Linked DNA regions of Homo sapiens: region 2 is linked to region 1. A link is a loop called in an ENCODE intact Hi-C map of the cell type or tissue named here. Cell type or tissue: PC-9. All regions are shown on one strand. Each heading gives the region's core, and the rest is flanking DNA. Links, peaks and the distances in the headings are about the cores only.

Region 1 (2,925 bases), core at 202-2,701:
AACTTATGTCACTGGGGTTTGTTGTGCAGATTATTTTGTCACCCGGGTATTAAGCCTGGCATCCATTAGTTATTTTTCCTGATCCTCTCCCTCCTCCCACCTCCACCCGCAGGTAGGCCCCATGTCCCTTTATGTGTCCATGTGTTCTCATCGGATTCGTAAATTAAGAATTCACTGTACAATAAGAAAATTGTTAGGTAGGTGACCACCAAATGAAGGGAAAATTGATAATAATAATAAAAAGATTGCTTTGTGGAAATGGGCAGGGGTGGGTAAACAACTGCTTTCCTTCATCAACATTCTTCCCTCCCTCCCTTCTTGGCTCCTGATGTGTCTTAGACAAGCAGGAAAGCATAGTGCAGGGATTAATGGCTCGCGTTCTAGAGCCAGCCTGCCTGATTTCGAATCCCAAGTCCACTAGTTAGAAACCGGGCAACCTTGGGCAACTTACTTAATTGCTCTGTGCCTCACTTGACTCATTTGTAAAATTAGGATAAAATCAGTTCCTACAGCATATAGGGGTTTTTGATTAAAAAATAAGTTAATTTATGTGAAGGAGCTTAGAACAGTGCCTGGCAAGTGGTACTACAATCTCATGTTGCTTTTGCTATTATTAGCTATGACATATTACTTTGATAGAGTTTTTAATGAAAAAGAAAACCAATAATGCAGTGTTGGCACAAAATGGGCCTCTGTAGAGTGATCTAATATTGTCTCACATTTTTAGAAGAGAGAATGCATGGAGATGAGTTTCTTTTAAAAATTCTGGTAGTAATATTTGGGTCAAATGTTAACTGGGAAACATTCATTTGCAAATGGACTATCCAATTAGTAAGAGAGTTTAAAAATTATTTAGAATCACTGATCAGAAATTATACACAATTGAAATCATTCTCAGGAACATATACTTTGCCAGACATGGTAAGCTGTTTTCCTCCTGGAAATCAAAAATTGAAATGTAGTGAGGGAACATAATTAAGCAAAACTTTAGACATTAAAAAATAATTCTAAGAGGAAGGACATCAAGTAAGAGCAGCTTATTTTTTGTTTCATTTTTACTAAATTGTAGAGCTACAAGCGTTGAGACAGAACATATCTAACAAATTTGAAAGCAGATTCAATATAAACTTTAAAATACGTATTTTTAAAGAGAGACAGTGTCTTGCTCTGTTTTCTAAGCTGGAGCACAGTGGTGTGATCATAGCTCACTGCAGCTTCAAATTTTTGGACTCAAGCCATCCTCCTGCCTCAGCCTCCCTAGTAGCTGGAACTACAGGTGTACACCACTGCACCTGGATGTGTTTTATCTTTCATTTTAACTTGTTTTTTTAAAGGCGTGAGGTCTCTCTCTGTTGCCCAGATTGTTTCAGTATAAACTTTTGGTAAGACAAAATTCTAAAATTCCAGTTGATCTGCTTCTGATTCTCTTCTAGGTTCTGTGCAATTAATATTTTTGAGCTAATCAAGTTACTCGGGATGCCTAAGTTTATATAAATAGGTAGCTCTAGTGTTCCAAAATTAAAACAATGCAATGAATGTCACAGTTCTGATCATTTTTCTAAACGCCATATCTTCTCCGGATTGTGGAACATTTCATAAGCCATTTAATTGCCTCAAAAATTGAAGCTGGCAATTGGAAGGCACAAATCTACTTTTTGCCACTAGATGGCAGAAAGTGACCATGAGACAGACCCAGGAGAGTACAGGGTGGTGGAATGCCTTAGGGACCAGAAGCCCTAAGTACCCACCTCATCCATTGAAGATTTTTTACAGTCATCATCATCATCGTCGTCGTCACTTTCCGTATCAGCTTCTCCTGTCAAATTTTAATAACAGATCATCATGTCACCATTTCAACATTTAGCTTTACAGCATTTGTAACACATATTTTACCTAAAATCAATTACAGATTTCCTTGGAAGTTGGGCTGTTTAAAATTATTTTTTTCAAGGATTTAAATTTTATTCGTTATAGAAAATTATACTGACATTTTGAATATAGATTTTTTCCTAAACTGGATTTGTTAATAAATAGCACTTAAAATTTCAAAATTCTATTAAAAAATGCGTGTCAATATTTTTTCTCTATATGTTTTTAAACACGTGGCATTGAAAACAGTTTGCTGGCATTTAATACAGTTTGCTTTCTATGGTACATGTATTCTATTTTGATATACAAACACTCTCTCAGGGTCTCTATGACCCCGAAAACAGATATACTATCTATCCCTCCTTCATCTTTCCCTCCTTTCCCAAGCCGCGACTCTTCCATGCAATGCGTGGCCAGCACATAGCTCAGTGATCTTGTGTTGACATTTTTCCCAAGGCCAGAGAGGACCTTGCAGAAGTCAAAGAAGTTAGGAGCTGGGGCAGGAACTCTGGGGCTTTGGCAGCAAAGTCACTACATAAAAATCGTGAAGGGCCAACTTTATCCTATGATTTGTCTGCAAGCTTATTTGATGGATGTATTGTCATCACAACGAAGTGCATATCGTAGAAAATGCTGATATTATTTTTAAGAGGGCAGGATAACATGGGTAAGTCCTTAAATATCAGCATGATTGGAAATCTAACTCCATCAGAAATAATTCAGCTTCATATGTAGCCAATATACACTCATTTAAATGAATTGTTTTTCCCCTGAAGAATTAATGGACATTTCTGCTAGGTTAAATATTCATATCAGTATGAAGCATTACATTCTTCCATAGCTATGGGCTTCAGTCAGACCCAGAAATATCCGTTATATAAAAAAGATTTTCAAGTAAAAAGTCAGCGAGGTTGTTCTAAATGGTTCGAAAGTTCTAAATTGATTTAACTACTATCTTTCAGGGCTCACACAATGCAATAGCACGATGAGCCCAATAGATGGCAATAATGGTTCAACAATGAAGTAACTTGCACCCCTGCCCACTGCCAGCCTTCT
Region 2 (2,925 bases), core at 126-2,625, 1.9 Mb after region 1:
AGTCATAGCCTGATTTCTTATAATGCGCTTTCTTTAGGTGGTAATATAAATAGTTTCCCATCTTCTCAATAATATGACAAGTCGTTTGTCTTAGAGTATGTGTGAAGTGAGAACAGGCCTCATGGATGGCTGGAGTGGCATCTCAGGAAACTGCAAGCAATTCAGATTCCAAGTGGGATGGGAGGCACTAGGTTTCCATAAAATGCTCATACACTTGCTTTCAGAGAAACATGAAGGGATAATTTTCACAGTTCCCCCACTAAGGCTGTGCCTGTAAGCATATCCTCCCACTTGTGGATTTATTTGCCTTGGTGCACTGTGATGTCTGAGGCCTAACTGAATTGTCTGTAAGGTAGTTCTGTACTCAGAGTAGACTACAGGGGGAGCTCATCCTACTAATTTATGGCTTGTCTCATGCACAACCTGCAAAGGATGTTCTTCTAAGGGTCTACATCCCTATGGAGCAGATGTTTCCTCAAGAACACTCACTCCCAGCTGAGCTTTCCTCAAATAACCTTGCTCCTTGGACCTGAAAGACAGCTCTAGTCCCTCATTGTACATGTGACAAGCCCAAGCATGCCTGCTCTGCCATATAGTATCTATCATGATGCTAGTCCTGAAATTACACAAAGGCAATTACAGGGGGACAATGTCTCATCTCTGAGATGGAATCTGCAAAGATATAGGACTCCTCCCCAACCAGGTGGCAGTCAATGCCAGTGAATCCGACTACAGCAGCTGCCAGCTTAACAAAAAAACAAACAAACAAACAAACAAAGAAAAAAAAAGAAAAAAAAAACAGTGATATCTCTCTTTCTTTCATATTGGCAAACAACCCCTGTCATCTCCTCCTAGCTTTCTGATAGCCCACTTAATGGGTCAAATTAGTTGGCTCTTGCTAAGTCTTCTAGTAAAAAATTATTCTTTGCCACTTGTTTTCAGAGTTGCTTTAAGAGGCCCATAGGGGCAGGCAAGTCAGAAAATGAGAACTCTTTAACAAACAAGGGCAAACCTCCCTGTCCCTGATGTAGAGGAAAAGACCTACAGGCTATTAAAAGGACCTCCCTCTGATTAATAAGAGTATTGACCTCTGGTCTAAATCAATTTTTGTGGAAGAAAGAAAATGGACTCTTGGAGAGGTAGGACAGAGTGGTAAAGCACTTAAAAAAAAATAAATAGCAGTCATTTCCCTTCTGCATACACTGTGTACACTGGCATGCTACCCTTCCTAGTGATCTGCAGAGATTCTGACCTGGGGTTTTCCATTCTATTGCACTCGCTGTTGCCACCTGCTGGTGACATATCATGATTGACATACATACATAGTTGGGGGAGGAATTTTTATGGGAAGCACAAATTGCAAACTTAAGGCCACATCAATAGTCTTTATTCCCTGGGGACTCAGTCTTTCTGGAGATGGGAAAATATGTGTCCAGAAAGCAAAAGAAGAGGATGCTACTTATACTTTCCCTTCAAGAAGTTCAATATGTTTCAGTCCTATTATTCCACCAACACAAGAGATTCCTTTACTATCTTTCTATGGGGCAAGTTGGGCATGTATCCTCGTGACCACTACAGATGTGCTATCTTAATCGTGTATGTTGAAGACTAAATGTTTTCAGTGTAATAGAACTTGACCTCAAATAGAAGATTGCTTTTAGTTTCCCTTAAGCAAACACGGAAGGCAAAAGAGAAACCCCCCTGCCTGTTTCAAGGTGCCTGGAGCTGAGAGGTTGCAGCACATCCCATCATTTATGAAAGAGCTCTCAGAAGTATACAGCCCTACGTTCCCAGAAAACCTCAAGGTAAGCAAGTTGTTTGAAGTAAAGCAAGTCTATTTTTTAAAGGCCCATGTCGAGCTGTAATTTGCTGAGGAATAAGAAATGAAAATACGTTTCCTTAGATTTCTCCACACTCATAAATAGCCAATACCATAGTGCATGTTTCCTTGGAAATTCAGACACATTCAAAGCCACGGTGCATAGCTATACATGTTTAACTTGTAAATTTATTGTGATAGAATAGGAAGGTTTAAAATGAAAATACACCAAGTATCAGGAAGTTCAAGAGTTAAAGTCCCCACAGCAACCTTAACACACACTCTCAGTGTATAAATGTCACATCATAAAGAAGTTTAAGAAATTTTCTTCAGTAGTAATGTCCAGTATTGAATATTCCCAGTATGGACAACTTAACACCTATATGTATTCCCATTATGTGTTCTAATTTTTAAAGGGAATTGTGTTTTAATGTAGATATTCATATTTCATTCATTCATTTCATTCATTCATGCCCTGGGTCTTGTCTCTTCTCAATAAATTTTATTTAGGTTATCCCATCCAGTTCCACAGCTTTAAATGCTACCTATATTTGAGATATTCTCTCTCTCTCTCTTTTTTTATTTTAGAAGCAGAGTCTGACTTTGTAGCCCAGGGTAGAGTGTAGTGGTGCGATCACAGCTCACTGCAGCCCCGAACTTCCGGGCTGAAGCAATTCTTCCACCTCAGCCTCCCTAGTAATTAGGACAACAAGCAGTTGCCACCACACCTATTTATTTTTATTTTTATTTTTTGTAGAGACAGGGTGTTGCAATACTTTCCAGGCTGGCCTTGAACTCCTAGCCTCAAGCAATCTGCCTCACTTGGATGCCAAAAGTGCTACGATTACAGGCATGAGCCTCTACACCTGGCCCTAGTGATTATTAAATCCATTTCTCCATTCCTAATTTATCCCCATAATTTTGGAATCATAGCCAATTGCCAACTGTCATCTCTATTGAAAAAAGGGTCTACTTCTGGGGCCACTTGTGTAGCTGTTGGCAGGCCTCCATTTCTTGCTGGCTGTTGATCCTTGCCACACAGGCCTCTCCTTAAGGTAGCTCAAAACTTAGGAGCTTGTTTCTTTCAGAGCAAGAGATCCAAGAAA

What was found. Peaks named below come from ENCODE experiments on the same cell type or tissue, not always from the same donor. Only the 100,000 strongest peaks of a DNase experiment are listed, where the experiment ranks them.
Region 2: a loop joins it to region 1, with 16 times the contacts of the local background. A loop is called at or near these places in 11 of 110 quality-filtered maps.

What each region holds. Positions count from the first base shown.
Region 1 is chr20:8,721,245-8,724,169 of GRCh38, reverse strand. It overlaps PLCB1 (phospholipase C beta 1), which reads right to left. Exons shown (of 32, transcript NM_015192.4): 15 at 1,749-1,816. Among named protein-coding and RNA genes, the nearest start is that of RNU105B, 110 kb to the left of the region's middle. RefSeq lists silencers at 1,703-1,752, 2,754-2,925. In PC-9, for the core only: a CTCF peak has its summit at 1,651 (motif pointing right); no DNase peak of the experiment used is centred there.
Region 2 is chr20:6,827,358-6,830,282 of GRCh38, reverse strand. No RefSeq gene overlaps it. Among named protein-coding and RNA genes, the nearest start is that of BMP2, 61 kb to the right of the region's middle. In PC-9, for the core only: CTCF peaks have their summits at 1,109 and 1,308 (motif pointing left); no DNase peak of the experiment used is centred there.